Regions from separate parts of the Mus musculus genome. Here region 2 is linked to region 1. Evidence: chromatin loops called from intact Hi-C (ENCODE). Cell type or tissue: heart. All regions are shown on one strand.

The links. Peaks named below come from ENCODE experiments on the same cell type or tissue, not always from the same donor. Only the 100,000 strongest peaks of a DNase experiment are listed, where the experiment ranks them.
Region 2: it touches region 1 in a loop (2.7-fold over the local background); 3 of 42 quality-filtered maps call a loop at or near these places.

What each region holds. Positions count from the first base shown.
Region 1 is chr7:27,328,417-27,336,416 of GRCm38, forward strand. It overlaps Ltbp4 (latent transforming growth factor beta binding protein 4), which reads right to left and starts at 5,232. Exons shown (of 30, transcript NM_001113549.1): 1 at 4,939-5,232; 2 at 1,711-1,902; 3 at 1,155-1,402; 4 at 963-1,065; 5 at 552-626; 6 at 324-446. The coding sequence starts at 5,188. Gm30543 (a long non-coding RNA gene) reads left to right here and starts at 1,394. Exons shown (of 2, transcript XR_391221.3): 1 at 1,394-1,473. In heart, CTCF peaks have their summits at 1,110, 4,368 (motif pointing right), 6,431, 7,661 (motif pointing right) and 1 weaker place; DNase peaks (open chromatin) are centred at 2,735, 4,185, 4,255, 6,295 and 6 weaker places; H3K4me3 peaks cover 6,857 bases; H3K27ac peaks cover 2,968 bases; H3K27me3 peaks cover 7,479 bases.
Region 2 is chr7:27,587,737-27,595,736 of GRCm38, forward strand. Akt2 (thymoma viral proto-oncogene 2) reads left to right here and starts at 3,816. Exons shown (of 14, transcript NM_001110208.2): 1 at 3,816-4,143. It also overlaps the pseudogene Gm18046. In heart, CTCF peaks have their summits at 202 (motif pointing left), 3,289 (motif pointing left) and 4,232; DNase peaks (open chromatin) are centred at 3,845, 4,235, 5,025 and 5,465; H3K4me3 peaks cover 2,730 bases; H3K27ac peaks cover 4,106 bases.

The DNA of each region.
Region 1 (8,000 bases):
TGAATGGCCCCTCCGAGAGGCTTTAGTGGGTAAGTGGGAGGGGCATCTAGAGAGATCTAGGGGAGAGCCAAGAGTGCCCCAAGGTTTGAAGTAAGCTATAAATGAGAATCTGAGTATAAGAATCTGAACGCTGTCAAGAGGTCAAGAGGTCGAGAGAATTTGGAGATCCTAAAGAAATTCAAGATTCTGGGAGTCTGAGGGGCTAGAAGGGTTTGGAGTATCTAAGGGAATTAAGAATTCAGAAATATTCTGGGATGTTTTCTAAGGTCATGAGCAATTTAGGAACCAGCTTCACAGCCCCGCCCCCTTTCCTGGTGGCTCACAGATGCAGCTGCTGCGGGAAGAGTCCAGGAGGAAACCGTCCGGACATACACACGTGTAGCCGCCACGAGTGTTGGCACACTCCCCGTGTTGGCAACGCCCACCGGTGGCGCACTCATCCACATCTGCAAGAGTTGAGGAAGTTTTTGGCGAGTCTGGGACTACTAAACCCCTGGCAGCCCAACCTTGAAAGACTAGCCCTCGGTTCCCTGCCCCCTGCCGGGCCTTACCTACACAGGACCCATTAACTCTCTCGAAGCCGGGTGGACAAGGTCCATTTGGGCCACTCACTTGGTTGGAGTTCCCTGTGGAGAAAGGAGGGATGGGAGCGGGGACAGATTGGCAGAGAGATAACCAGGCAATTTTGAAGAAGAAATGGGAGTGAAGTGTGGTTTGAACTACCGAGTCAGCCTGGCAGCTCAGTAAGTAAGATCGGAGGCTCTCGAAATGCACGATAAGACAAAGGCACAAAGGCCGTTAGAAAAGTGACCGAAATCAGAAAATGGGATAAATGGTATAGAAAAACCTAGATAGACATGACCACCCACAAGGTAGGTAGATATAGCTAGATCTTGTGACTAGGGTTTATCTGTGCCCGGAGGAGAAGAGGCGAGGTTTGGGGACGACCCAGGCCTTCTTACTCAGGTGTTCCGCGCACGGGTGACAATCATGAACACCCCAGGCCAAGCCCTCTCCTCGGCAGCAGACTTCCTGCGTCCGGAGCCCTGGCAGCGGCGATGCACACTGTAGAAGAAGTGAGGCGTGAGCGCGCCCCCGCGTGGTGGCATTTTTAAGGGATTTCCCCCTACCCTCACCCGCCGGCCTCGGCTCACTTCGCTTCCGCGCAGTTCTCTAAAACAGTAACCGAAGCCGGAGGCGTCTGAGTAGCCGTCCTCGCGTGGCGCGCTCTGTGCCAGCACTGTGTAGGGCGCCGCCGCCTCGGCCCGTGCCGCCGCTTCAGCCCTGGCTAGGGCTTCAGGGTTCGCCTCCTCCCAGGGGCCCGACACACGTTCCACTTGGTGCACCACCACTGATGCCTCCTGAGGGTGCTCCACGTGCACGCTCACCATCGATGCTACTCCTGAGCAGAGGCAAGATGGACAATGGGATATATCTACACGAGCTCTGACTTGCTAGGAGTAGATTGGAGAGGTGAGCTGAGGATGGGTACTTTATATTGGGAGGTGGGGGTGGGGTGGCGTGGTAATGTAATATGGCCTGCAATTTTCAGTGATCCTCCTGCCTCTGCATCCCGAGTGGTGGGATTACAGGTGGAAGCCACCAAACCGATCTTAGGAGGGTAGCAGAGAAGGCAACAAACTTGGTCAGAGAACGGTCAGGTTCTTGAGGAAAGCGGGATCAGAGGCCCTTTGGCTAAATTCTCCTCACCGTGTTCATCATCGCGGTGGTTGGCTAGTGGCATTGTATAAACGGAGCGGGTAAGGCCCGGCATGGCTGGGGCCGGGGGCCGGGCCCCCGAAGAATGCAATTGGCAGAATTTGCCAGCGAAGTCCGGGGGGCAAAGGCAGCGATCAGGCTTCACACACACACCACCGTTGTGACAGATCAAGGGACATAGGACTGAGAAGAAAGCAAGGATACAAAATATCAGTACTGTGCCTGGCAGACAGCTAACTCAGTACCCAGCACTGAAACGAGGGCCTCAAGGTACACCATCCTTACATCTCTCCATCGTAGGTGACTTTTCCCGTTTGTTTGCTTTTGTTTTAAGATAGGGACTAATGTAGCCCAGGCTAGTCTCGAAAACTCACTATATAGCCAATGCTTTAACTCTTGACTCCTGACTCCGCTTCCCAATTTTTGGGATTATAGCAGTATGCTACCACAACAACCTTCCCCAAATCTGGCTGACTATGTCGGGTGGGTCAAGTCGCGCGACTATCACATAGTCCCGCCTTTTAGGTGGGTTTACTCAGCCTCCTCCCTCTATTTCATTCTCCTTCCCATTTTCTGTTTAAGTTCGGGCGTCCCAGCCCCGCCCAAACAGTGATATTCCCGCCCACTGGATTACCTTCGCTCAAAACAAACCGAAGTTTCCCTTTTGTGTCTCAGCTGGAATCCAAAAAGTTCAGGCTTTTCCCATTGGCTAGGCACCCCTTTCTAGTCCCGCCCACATGGCCTTCTACCTGACATTGTAAACTCCGCCTAACCCAGGTACCTTAGCCTTAGCCCCGCCTACTCACTTTCCTCCCTCTGATTTGCTCCGAATCACGCCCCTCCCACTCTTGGGCGAGCTAGGCGCCTTAGCCCCGCCCACAGCCAGCTTTTCAGCCTTCCCTCCCGGCCTCCGGTAGCATCGGGCGGGGCAACTAGCGGGGACGCGCCTCTACTCCCCTCCGCGCGCCCTCTCTGGGCCCTTGGCCACCTCTGGGCGGGGCACTGCCAGCTGTGCGGTGGGGTAAACAAAGAAAGGGGTGCAGCGGAGGCAGGGCGTCGTCTCCGCATTCCGGACCCTTGGGGAGCCCCGGACTGCTGAGCCAAAGGAGGCCGGACGTGTCTTTCGAGGGCACCCCCCTCCCTTCCTCCCATGGGGCTGCCGAAAACAGCTGGAGACAGCTGCACTCAGGGGAAGGAGGGAGCAGACAGCCCGGGCTGTCCTGGGAGGTGTGTGTGTGTGTGTGTGTGTGATTTTCTGAGCCACAGCCATACAAAAGGAGGCAGAGGGGAGCCACCTCAGTCTAGACGAATCAAGGGACAGGCGTCTTTGGAAGATATGAGCATGGAGGCAGTACTCTGAGGTTCAAAGAAAACCCAAGTTTTCTAGGAGGCAGGGTGAGGCTAGCTCAGAACAAATCTAGGCTCTCAACCAAGAGTCTTTCAAGTCCTTTCGGAGAGTTGCCTAGAAAACAGGACTAGTACTTTCTGGAGGCGGGGGTGTGGCCCATGTGAGGGAGCTGAGGACAAGGAGAAGTGGAGTCTGATCGTTTCTAGCACGTTAAAACTCTCAAGTTGCGGGGACCTTAGGAATCGCTGGAAAGTCCTACTCCTCCCTAGCCAAGGATCTGGTTGCCCCGAGTCTTGATTAATGGCCCTGTGTGGATAGGTCTGGGAAGGCTACCTTAGAAAGAGAAGGAAAAATGAAGCTACGTGGGAAGAGAATCGGGGGAGATGTTGGAGGGGGAGAAGTATCTCCACTTAAGGCTCATGCTTGAATGTTTCAGGGGAAGCGAGAAGCCGCTGGGTGACAATATTAGAATTCTCCTGGGAGGGGCGCAGCTTGGAGGAGTACCTCCAAAGAGGGAGAAGAAACTGGGCTGGAGGAGTTCCTGTAGTGTTTGCCCCTGGGTGAAGAGGGACCTTTGGATCCGGGATCCAAAAACCCGGATTTCCTGTCAGGAGCGTTAAACCTGGACTCCAGGTACCTTAATTTTTTTTTTTTTTTTAAGGGCAGAGCTTAAGAAGGGCTCAGCAAAGAAGCAAGATTGGAAAAATGGAAGTGTCTCAGATGGGAGGAAGCCACCACGTTTAGGGGCATTTCTTAGTCTCTTAAGTCATTTCACTGCCTGCCCTTGCCTTGAATACAGACTCCCAGCTCAGGGTGCCCATATCAGAGGGCTTGCTGCTAAATGGGCAAAACTAACTTCATGTCCCACAACATTGGAAGAACAGGAAGCTAAGGACATAGGGGTCTTGCCGAGGTCAGCCCGCCTTCACATGTTCCTCCTTGTGCCTCCAGGGGTTTGGCACCCGTCTGGGCACGGCGCCTGGCACGGGCGAGTTGGGGCTGGGCCGGGAGAGAGTGAAGGAAGGAGGGAGGAAGGGGCGGAGAGAGGGAGTGGTAGCGGGCGGGGGCTCGGGCGGGAGATGAGCTCACGCCGGCCGGGTTGGGCTGGCTGGGGGCCAGCCTGGGCGAGTTCTCGGCGCCAGGGGCCCCACTCCCCATTCCGGAGGGCGTAAGGGGTGAGAAGCAATGAAAACCCGACCCCCAAGTCCATCCCCACACTCTGGGCTAGCAGGTGGCGCACCCTCCTGACCTCACCTGAACCCCAGAATGCTCCCCTTGTCTAGAGGAAGCTGAAGCGCAAGCCGGTCCCTTCCTCCCCCAGGGGGCGCCCTTTCCTCAGGCCTCCTATCTGGATATCTGTCGCACGTGGAACCGCTGTAACTCAGGTCTTGCCGAAAGGCACCCCGTCTTTCCTGGGTCCCCTCCCGCTTAGCTCTTCATCACAAGCAGTCCCATGCCAGACTTTCCTAGTCTTCCCCCACTCAAAGACAGACCTAGAAACTTGAGATATGCCCCACCACCCCATGCGACTCTGAAACACTCCTTGCTGACCCACTACGCACAGTCTGCGAATTTGGGCCCCATCTCAAAAGTTCCCAGATCCTAAGATCCTCGCCTTGACTGAAAGGGATGAAAGCTAGTCTCAGTCCGTTCACGTGGGACACCACAGTTCCAAAAACACTCAATGCTCCTGAAATCAGCGCCCTGGAGATCCACTCCCCAAATAAGGAATTCAGAGCCCCCTTCCTCAAAGACCCCACGGAGTCCCCAGCATTTCTGTACATGGAATCTGGGCTCCTGCTCCCTAAGGCATTGTCTCCAGGGTCCTCCCTCCGGGCACTCCTCCCTTGGGAGCACCATCCCGCACTCACAGGCGCGGAAGCCGGGTCCCCCCGGGGCCGCCCCGCCGGGCGCGCCGCTGTCCACGCTGGTGGCGTTGCGGGGCGCGCAGGTCGGGGTACAGCGGGAGCCAGTGGGCCCGTGGATGCAACGCAGGCCGCACACAGCGGGGGTGAAGCGCACGCGAAGACGCTCTCGGGGTCGGCCCAGTACGGGCTGCGGCCCCAGCTGCGCCAGCAGCACCAATAGCGACACCCAGAGCAGCTGCGCGCCGCCCGCCATGGCTGCAGCGCCGCGCTCCACCGCGCCGCCGCCCCAGCCCGCCCGAGGGGCCCGGCCGCGCCCGCCCGCTCGCCCGCCCGCCCGCGGGGGAGGGCGGCCGCGCCCCCGCTCAGCCCCCCCTCCCCATCGCTCCCTCCCGGGCGGCCGCGCGGGGGCGCGTGGGGCTGGGCGCTTAGCCAGAGGCGCGAAGGCTGGGCGCTAGACTCGCAGGGGGGAGGGGAGGGCGCCCCCTCTGCTCCCACCCGTGCTCCAACAAGTGGATGGGGCCTATGGGGAGTAGCAGGGAAGGGAACAGGTGGGGGCGGGCGGGTTTGCTCCCAGAGAGAGTTGAATCCATTGAGAGGAAATCCATTAGAGTAATGGGGGCCGCATTTGGGGAGCCAGCTGAAGACTGATCCTCTGACCAGGCACGGGGGTAGGGGGTGGGGGGGAAGAGGCTTCATCTAGATAGAGGACAAGGATGGCACATTTGGGCAGCAAGATGGTACATCTGTGGGTGACGAGAAGGGTCGGTGTACAGGACACATAAAGGAATTAGAGGAGCTGAATTCTGGAGAGGAGACTAAGGCGCTTACACCTGAAGACGCCACAGCACACCAAGACTCTCTACACCTGGTGGGAGAGGTCAGAATGAATAAAGCTGTGGGCGGGGGTCCTCACATCTGGCCTGGGGCACACATCTGGAAAACCTTAGGAAGGAGGGGGATGCATCTGGGCTGAAGGCCACACAGCAGGAGAGGGCTTCTGAGGGTAGTTGAGTCTATAGAGTGCTCTAATCTGGGGTACCGGGCTGTAGTAAAAGTAGGGTCAAGGGACGGTCTGGCATGTAAGAGGGAAAGGTCTTTGGCCCCCAGCCGTCCCGCAATCTTGGGCATTTTGTGCCGGGGCAGGCGCCAACCCGCACAATCGCTTTTGTTGTCTGGACTGGTTCAGCCTCGCTCTCTGCTGGGCGAGTTGCCCCCCTCTTCAGCCACGGGAGCCCGGACGCCTGGCTTCCCGGCCCCACCCTGATGGGTCAGCGCCTTTGGCCTGCGTCTAGTTCTGTCCCTGGCTCACCTCATACTGCCGGACGCAGGGGTCCCTAGAGGTGGCCGCATCCTGGGGAGTGGGGTGGACCAAGCTACAATAGGGGACTGGTAGGCGGCGGCAGCACCGTGGGAACCAGACGGCTTTATCTGGCCCGGAACCACCCCCCTCCACCCCCTACACGGAGGAAGGGCGGATGTTCTTACCCCGGGCCTGGCCGGCAGGGGCGCGATGTGGGGGCCTTCTTTTCAGCAATGCCCGGGCCCACGGCCCTCGGGGCCGCCTTTGCCTCAGCAGAGCTCGGGCCTCCTGCAAACTAGGTGGAAGAGGGTGGAAGAGGCTGTCACTACTATTAAATTGGCCTCCTCACCTCAAGGGGGGGGGGAACCCTCCTAAGCCAGGAGCACTTCCAGGAGTGGGTTTGCCCAACATTGCCCCCAGCCCTTTTATTGGGAGCAAGGCTTGGGATATCTTTAGAGAAATACTTTCAGAGAAAGGACTATGGAAGAAGAAAAAAAAAAAAAGGGTATGGAAAGAGAAGCGATATGAGATGGATGGGAAGGGAAAAGTGGGTGGGGCGTAGAGACAGAAACAGATCAAGAAGCAAAGACCCAATGATTCAGCCAGGCAAGGAAGAATAAACAGAAACACAGACAATGAGTTAATAGTGAAAGGCCAGTGTGCGTGTGCGTGCGTGCGTGTGTGTGTGTGTGTGTGTGTGTGTGTGTGTGTGTGTGTGTTGGAAGGGGAGGAATTATATGCTTACGTCAGTGGCTGCCAGTTGAGGGATACCTGACTCTTCTCCACGGGACTGCGGCTGGGGCTGGGCACCGAAGGTGTTGGGGTCAGGCACCCCTCTAGACCTGTGCACTTGGCAGGTGGGCAGTTCCGGACCCTGCAGGAAGCTTTAGAGACAATCAGGGATTCAGTAGAAAAGCAGGGCCAAGCCTCTGCCATCGTCCATCTCTTCATTTTGGATGACGCTGGGGACCCATACCCATACCCCACCTGGAAGAACCCACCTCGGGTGCAGCGGCTACTCTTAGGTGTCTGGTCTAGGCAGCAGTGACAGGCAGCAACACTGTAAATAGGAGAGTGGGACTGTTCAGGCCTCAGAACAAAGGAGAGCAGGGGTGGAGGACAGAGGAGAAACCAAGACAAGATTCAAGGGAATTCCAAGCACTCATTACTATCATTATTTTGAGACAAGGTCTAGAATGTACTGTGTAGCCCAGGTAGCCCTCAAACTCACGACAATCCTCCTGCTTCATTCTCCACTAAAGCTAAAGTTACATACATAAGCCATCACGCCAGGCTTAAAATTATTTCAAGAGACTTTCAAAGGAGAGTTCTAAGCGAATCTACAAGCCTGGACTGTCTGGGATCTAGAACTCCGCCCACTAATTCGAGGAGAGTGGAGGCTCAGACGCCATCCTAACATCGAACAGTAGGTGGCGCTACATGCACAGACCTCGGCGGCTGTGCACTGCGGTGTCGCCTTAGACTACGGGTCCAGCACAGTGCTGAGGTGGTAGGGATACCGAAGTCCAGAATTGGGAATCCCGAGGCCTGAATTTTATCCAGTTCCCGCCTTTCTAGGATGTACGTCCTGGGACCAGCGTCTCCTGGTCCTTGAACTTCAATGTCCGAGAGGAAAGGGTCTTTTCCGGATATGTCTCAGTGCCACTGGGTCTCAGCCGCGACCCTTCAGCGGTACTGCCAGAGCGTCGTCACCCAGGGGCCCCCCAGACAAGTCCATTATCCCCAAGTTAGAGGGGGGGGTGAG
Region 2 (8,000 bases), 260 kb after region 1:
TGTTGTTTTTTGTTGTTTTTTTGGATATTTGCGACAGGGTTTCTCTGTATAGCTCTGGCTGTCCAGGACAGCCAAGGCTACATGAAGAAACCCTGTCTTGAAAAACCAAAAAAAAAAAAAAAAAAAAGAAAGAAATCTTGCCTTTTATAATTAAAAAAAAAAAGAATGACCAGCTCATATATATGGTGCCATCTTGTGGCAAGAGCATAAATATAACTAATACATACTAATACATTTCCTTACTGGTTAAGTAGTTGACTCTTTTTAGGGGGAGGGGCAGAGTTTGTAACAGCAATCAATAGGACTCTTCTTGAGAAGAGTTCGCTGTGTAGTGCTAGCTACCCTGGAACTCACTATATAGTTCTTGTTCATTTTGTTTCTGGTTTTTAGGAACTGAGTGCAGTGGTGCAGCACTTACTTGAGTTGCTAAGGTAGGAGGACTGTCGAGTTAGCTGCCAGATGGGGCATGGTAGTGCACCTTTAGTCCCACCACTTGGGAGACAGACGTAAGCAGACCACTGAGTTCAAGGCCAGTCTGATCTACTTACTGAGTTCCAAGTCAGCCAGTTCTACAGAATAAGATACACTTGATTTTCAACTATTTTACATTTTTAAATTAATTTTTACTTTTATCTGCATTTTTTTTATGCTGAATTTATTCCCATGTGGTACATTTTTGTTTCGCCTGGGATAGCTTTTTATTTCTGTGCGACTTCCTCTTCTGGCTTTGGAACGATTGTTCCTTCTCAGTGAGGATCATCTCACTGTGGCAGGGGGAGCTCATGTGTGGGTTAATCCAGCCATGAGCTCTGTAGGTTCGTCGGCGCATCTTAGGTGCCTTGTTCACCTGGATGTGTTCAATGACTAGAGAATCTACGTCTAAACCCCTAAGTTCAGGGTTACTCTCCGCATTGCTAAGCATGTGCTGCAAACATTCAGCAGTCTGTTTTGGCCACTGACCCTGTGTAGCCCCATTGGTTGGCCTGGGAATACCTACACTCCACCATTATAGGACATTGCTTCTTTAAAGTGACATCCTTCAGACACTTGGTGACTTCCCACATATGCCTACCCTTGATGGCCTGGCAGTTTCACCAGTGTTCTTAAACTGAACATGAAGATTTGAACTTGTTTATTTGCATGATTTTGTAGGAGTTTCTGGGTCAGTAGAGTAGCAAGCCATCTTCATAGGTCACCTCAGAATGCTTATAGGAAGAACCATTTTATCTCTTAAAAAGAATCTGGGGTCTCTTAGTTTAAGTGTTTTGTCTGTGTGTGTGTGTACCATGTGCACGGTTGGTGCTCTCAAAGATCAGAAGAGAGTTGTAAACTGGTATGTGGGTGTTGGAAATAGAACCAAGGTTATCTTCAAGAGTAATAAGTGGGGGCTGGTGAGATGGCTCAGCGGTTAAGAGCACCGACTGCTCTTCCAGAGGTCCTGAGTTCAAATCCCAGCAACCACATGGTGGCTCACAACCATCCGTAATGAGATCTGATGCCCTCCTTTGGTGTGTCTGAAGACAGCTACAGTGTACTCATATAAATATAATAAATCTTTAAAATAAATAAATAAAACAATAAATTAAAAAAAGAGTAATAAGTGTTCTTAACTTGTGGCAGGATCTCAGTGTAGCCCTGGCTTGGCTGGAGCTCCCAGGGATCCGCCTGCCCCTGCCTCCCGAGTGTTGGGATTAAAGATTTACTGCACTTTATAGTGTGTTTGTGTGCCGTGGTGTACATGTGAGGTCAGAGAACAATTGGAGGGTGTCTGTTCTCCTTCCACCATATTAGTCCCAAGGGATTACATTTAGGTTATTAGGCTTGGCAAACAGGTATGTACACCCGCTGAGGCACCTGTGAGCCCCTCATATGACCTGGGTAAAGTGGCATCTCTGTAATCCCAGCACTTGCCTAGGCTGGCATAGGAGGATTTTTATGAGCTCAAGGCTACATGGCTTTTTCCCAAAACGAAAACATTTCCCTCTGCTTACAGAAAAACAAACAAACGAAAAAAAAAAAAAGGTATGTGGGATCTGAGAGCTGAAGTTCAGTTCTCTGGGGATCAGGGGTTGTTCTTAACTGCTAAGCCCCCCAGCCACCCATTAATGTTGAAATAAAATACTAATAAAAAAGCCTCCAGCAAGCCGGGCGTGGTGGCGCACGCCTTTAATCCCAGCACTCTGGAGGCAGAGGCAGAGGCAGGCGGATTTCTGAGTTCGAGGCCAGCCTGGTCTACAGAGTGAGTTCCAGGACAGCCAGGGCTACATGGAGAAACCCTGTCTCGAGAAACCCTGTCTCGAAAAACCAAAAAAAAAAAAAAAAAAAAAAAAAAGCCTCCAGCTTTTGCAAGGACTTGAGTCTGGCTGGGAGCTCCCCATGGCGCTGACTACAGTGGTCAGAAGCTGTAGCTCCAGTCTGATGCTCTCCTCTCTGGCTCCTCACTTGCATCTACTCCATCCCCAATAATTAAGGGAAACCTTGAAATTTCAAGGTCTTACTATGAATCCCAATCTGGCATGGAATTCTTAGTCCTCTTGTTTCAGGGTCTGCAGAGGTGGGTTACAGCCGTGCAACCTATATACCTTTTTTTCTGTGAGCGATTTTCTGTGGTTTTAAGTCTTACATGGGCTCAAGTTACTCCATATGAGAAATTATAAGTCCCACATTTATTTAGATATATATCATGTGCAAGTGACATTAATATTTTGAAGTCACAGTTTAATAAGAACTGTTTTCGTAAGATAATCCAAGGTTATTTGTGTTTTGAAGATGTGGATTCTTGAGATGTGGATACAGAAGTCAGCCCATAGTTACAGAAGAGGATATTCTAATGTGGGGTTATGTGGCTCAAAGCTTGAGTGCAACATCTTTTTTTTTTTTTGAGACAAGGTCTAGCTGGCCTGCCCCAACATCCAGAATGATGCAGTAACAGACCTGTTGCCATACCCTGCTTTGTGCTTGATCTTAACTAACTTGTTTTGGGTCTCTATAAGTAAGCATCTAGGAGCCTGGCAGTGGCAGGCCAGGCCTTTAATCCTATTGCTCAGAAGGCAGAAGCAGGCAGATCTCTGAGTTCAAGACAGCTTGGTCTACAGGGCGAGTTTCAGGACAGCCAGGGCTATACACAGAAACCCTGTCTCGAAAAACCAAAAAAAAAAAAAAAGTCAGGCTGGTAAGATGGCTCAGCGGTTAAGAACACTAACTGCTCTTCCAGAGGTCCTGAGTTCAAGTCCCAGCAATCACATGGTGGCTCACTACCATCTATAAGGGGATCTGATGCCCTCTTCTGGCCTGCAGATCAGAGCACTCATACATTAAGTTAAAAAAAAAAAAAAAAAAAAAAAGAAAGAAAAAAAGAAAGTCTAGGACAGTGTTTCTCAGTCTACCTAATGTGACTCTTTAATACAGTTCCTCATGTGGTGATCCCCCAAACATAAAATTATTTTCGTTGTCACTTCATAACTAATTTTGCTATTCTTATGAATCATAATGTAAATATCTGAATTTTCCGATGATCTTAGGCAACCCCTGTGAGAGGTTCCCAAGTGAAGAACCGCTGGTCTAGGAACTAGGAAGGCAGGAAAGAGAAGAATAAAACAAGATCAAAGCATATGTAAATAAAGCCCTTTGATTGCCGGGAAGTAATCACTGGGCCTTCGGGGAAAGCCTACTTGTTGGTGTCCTACTGCGCATGTGTAATGCTACCCCCCCCTCCGCCCCCCCAGCTCAGAACGGGGCTCTTAAAAAAAATAAATAAATAAAAAGTTAACGTGACGGGTGCCTAAAGTACGCAGGCGCGCTGCCTTGAGCCTGCCTGCCTCCTAGTTCCTGCGCTTGCGGTCTGATGTTTTCTGAGGCCATTCCCTTGGTCTACTACGTCAGTTCCTGTTTGTGGCTGGAAAAGGCGGTATTTCCGGCCAGCGGGTGGGAGGGGGCTGTGAGTGGGGGCTGGGGGCTGGGGGGAGGGGGCGGGGGGGCCCGCGCTGCGCGAGCCGTTGGGCCTGACTCCGAGAAGGCGTCGCCGCCGCCAGCACTGCCGCCGTTGCTGCCGCCAGTTCATAAATAAGGAGCGGGAACGAGCTCAGCGTGGCGATGGGCGGGGGTAGAGCCCGGCCGGAGAGGCTGGGCGGCCGCCGGTGACAGGTGAGTACGCCAGCGCGTGTCCCCAAGCGCCCTCCCCTCCGCGATGGTCGCGTCCTGGCCCCCCGTGGGGCCTCGCTGGGCCGTACCACCCGTGCCCGCCTGGCGGGGACCACGGACCTGGAGGCTCCCCCCCTCTTCCGGAACGGAGTGGGGGCGCCTGCTGCGGGGCTGGGGGGGACAAACCCAGAGGGACGCGGGGCGGGTGCCGTGGTCCATACCACTGCGGCGGCGGGGGGAGCTCTCTCTGAGTGTGCGGGCTGGGGGCTGCCCTCGGGGACATCGGGGGAGACAGCTCCTTCTCTGTGGTGCCAGCCTGTCCAGCTTTTGAGGCGCTCACCGTGTCAAGTGCCGCTTGGGTGCTTTGGGAGCCGTTCCTATAGTGCACTTAGAGGGATGGGAGCTTCTGGAGAGGGGTCTGGGCCCAGGGTGGCCGTGTTGGGGCAGTCAGGGTAGTACCACCTAGACACGAGAGAGCAGTCTTTGTACTTAGAGGAGAACAGGGTCGGGTGGAGGGCTGTGATGTTTATCATCTTTGAGGCACAGGGTGCTGGGAGGCCCGAGTGAGTGTTAAGGGGCGTACTTTTAGGGGTGTGATACTGAGTGGGCGAGGAGCGCTTTTCTCTTCCTGTAATATGCAGGGGTGGGCGTTTACACTCAGCTCACCCTTTCTTGAACTTCTTTATGACTTTGGGGAAAACGGGATCGTTACTGGGCTGCTTTTTATCATGGGGTTGTCCACTCACCACTCCAGAACCCTCTCAGATTATTTCTCTTTAAGGTGTGTGGGACATCCTTTGGCAAGTTCTTTGCTTCCGGGGGTGGAGATGTGTTTTAGAAGTCACTGAAGTTTTCTGATCTCTAGTCTGGCTCCCTACTAGGAAAGGGAGGGGCTATCGGGCTTGGATAAGGAGAAGTGCCTCTGGACCTGCCTGTCACCTTTTGGGCGGAAGGTGTGTTTTAAGGGACAGCTCTCTAGAGCGAAGTGGGGGGGGGGCATCTTTATTCTCAGAATTTGGGGCCCCTGTTTCTCTCATTTGGAGAACTTTTGGCACCTGGTGACAGGCCTCCCCCTGCTAGAAAACCATAGGTTCAGGTCAGGCTGATTTTTAGCCTGTTTACTATTCCCTCCTCAGAGATGCAGGTGAGAGTTCAGGTACTGCCTGGTGTCGTGGATATGGATGTGAAGGGGCCCACGTTTCTCCAGCCCTGGCCACGTGGCTGCTTGTGCCTCCCTGTTACCAGCTCAATCTAGAGTCCTGTTTACGCTCCTACTAGTTGAGTGATAACAGTTGGCCTCTTGGTGAGGTTGAGTGCTGTTTTCCCAGCTGTTCGCTCTGCAGAGGCCAAGGGTACTTGGAGGGGAGTGTACTTTATCCAGCTTGGTCTGACCTAGGGAGAAAGGCTACGTAATAGTGTTTGGGACTGCTTTAGGTTCCTCACAGACCTAGTTTCTTACTGTGGTCCCTAAGCAGGGAACCCCAGAAGTGTGTGGCCAGTGTCCTTGCTCCTTAGGCTAGCTTGTGATCTTGGCTTGCCCTGTAACCTTTGTCCTAGGTCTAAATTTCCTGGAGGATTGGCTGCAGGCCCTGATTGACCTAGCTGACAAGTCTGGTGATATGGTCAAGGGAACAGACAGTAGCCATTGATCTACAGCGTTGGTGTCCGTGCTTGCCGGCCTCAGTGCGGCGTGGTTCCCAGAGAGAAGGTGCAGGCAGTGGGTGTCCTCTAGGGTTTTCTCCACCAGGGATGGGCTTCTCGACCTCTCCAAGGAGCTTTCAGAAGGTTTGCCTGATAGAGTTAACAGGCGCTATAAAAGTAATGACCGTGAAATTGATAGCTGACCTTCACTCAGAGCATTCAGTGTGCCACACACTGTGGAGGATGCCTTGCGGTCTAGAGTAGCAGACTCTGTTGTCATGCTGTCCTTTTTAGTTGAGGAAACCGAGTCACAGGGCTGCACCATTTCAAGTGATAGTGGGTAGTATGTGCTATTTAGTAGTCCTATCATGCTAGGGATATGATAGGCCTTTTGCACATGGATGGCTTCATGTAAGTTTCAAATATTATAGTTGTGTACCTATCGTTCTGTCTACTTTATAGAGACCTAACAGTGAGGTAGGAATGTTATGCCCAGGTCACAGGTAAGGCAACCAAGGCACTGAGCCATTGTGGCTTCTGTTTGCGACTAACTACTCTGTGCCCAGCTTTGGGCTTGTGGCTTTATATAGCATTTTATTTCTTTTTGTTGAAGCAAAATTAGAAATTGCAGCCTGAAGGAGAAGGTGCTTTTTTCCAGGTCTGAATCAGACCCCTTGGAAGCCAGGCTGGGATTTAGACGCAGAGGTCCCAGGCTGCAGTGCTCTCTGCCCTCTTGAGCCTGGTTCTGGGTGTCTGCATTCTTTGGATGTTCCTGTACTTGAAAGTTTCAGCATTTCAGGTTTTTCGGGAGAAACTGGGGGACAGAACTGAATAAGACCTCTTTTAGCCCTGAGTACATGTGTGCTGGGGACAGAAGACGCTAGCAGGAGAGCCATTCCGCGAGGTGGTGAGAGCAGCTATGGACCCCAGTTAGAGGCAGGGTGAGCATGAGCTCTTCGGGCTGTGTGATTGGAGTGAGAATATCTACATGCAGTAGACTCCGAAGGCGCTCAGCTCCAGCTGCTGTGAAGAGCCAGTGAGTGACTTAACCGATCGATAGAAAGCTTCTACCATGGTGCCAAGCCATGGGAGTCTCTGCGGACACTCAGAACCTGCTGTAGGACGAGGCACCCACCTTATCCATCCCCTGCTTTCGCTTCTGTTAGGTGTCTAGGAATCCAACTCTGTCCAGTCTCCATCTAGACATTCAATGTCCTGGTTCCCAGCTTCTGTAAAGAGCTATGTTGGGCTGACAAGATGGCTCAGGGGGTGAAGACATTTGCTATTATGCAGGCCTTGCAACCTGTGTTCAATCCTCAGAACCCACATAAGGGTAGAAGGTCAGAACCAGCTCCACAGTCGTCCTCTGCATGTCACAGCATGTCCCCAACTATGTACATGTACATACACAATAATACACACAGTTTTCAAAAAGGCTATAGTGCAGTACTAAGCACTGAGTTCAAATCCAGCCTTCCAGGTGCTAGCTGTGTAGCTCTGAGTGGGCACTTCAGCCTTCTTGAAGCCTTATCTGAGTTCAGGGAGGACAATGCCTTCCTTAGGTGGCAACAGGGAATCCTAGATACTGCAGCCTCTTCTATGTCTGGCGCAAGTGATAGACAGGTATGTGCTCAGCGTGGCCTAGCAAATTATAATTCACTGCTGCTAGGATTCTGTGCCCTAGCTAGTTTGTAGTAGTTTGTCAGAGGACATCAGGAGAAAAGCAGGGCTGACGTTAGTCACTTTCCCAAATGTAGAGTCAAGGTGGCACACAGTAAAGTCAGCTAACAAGTGCCTCTCGGTACAAACTGTAGGTCCTTCCCACGTTCCAGAGTTGGTTCATACCTTTGTTTTGTGTGCTTTTTCTAAATCCCTGCCACAGTCATGGAGTGGTGGAAAGGTTGGGAGCAGGCAGGGTGTTGCATCAGGTGAAAATACTAGGGTACTGACAGAGTCCCAATTCTGTCCAACGTTGTACAGCATGTCTTTAATCCCAGCGCTGAAGAGACAGATGCTGGTGGGTCTCTGTGGGTTCCAGGCCAGTCTGATGTACATAGTATGTTCCAGATTAACCAGGACTACATAGTAACACCCTGTTTACAAAACACAAGTCTTTTGTGGAGCTGAAGGAAACCAACAGGAGGGTAAGCAAGGAATAGGTTAGCTGCTAGGTGGTGAATTTGGGTGAGGCCCTGGGGACCATCAGGAGCTTCTTTGCC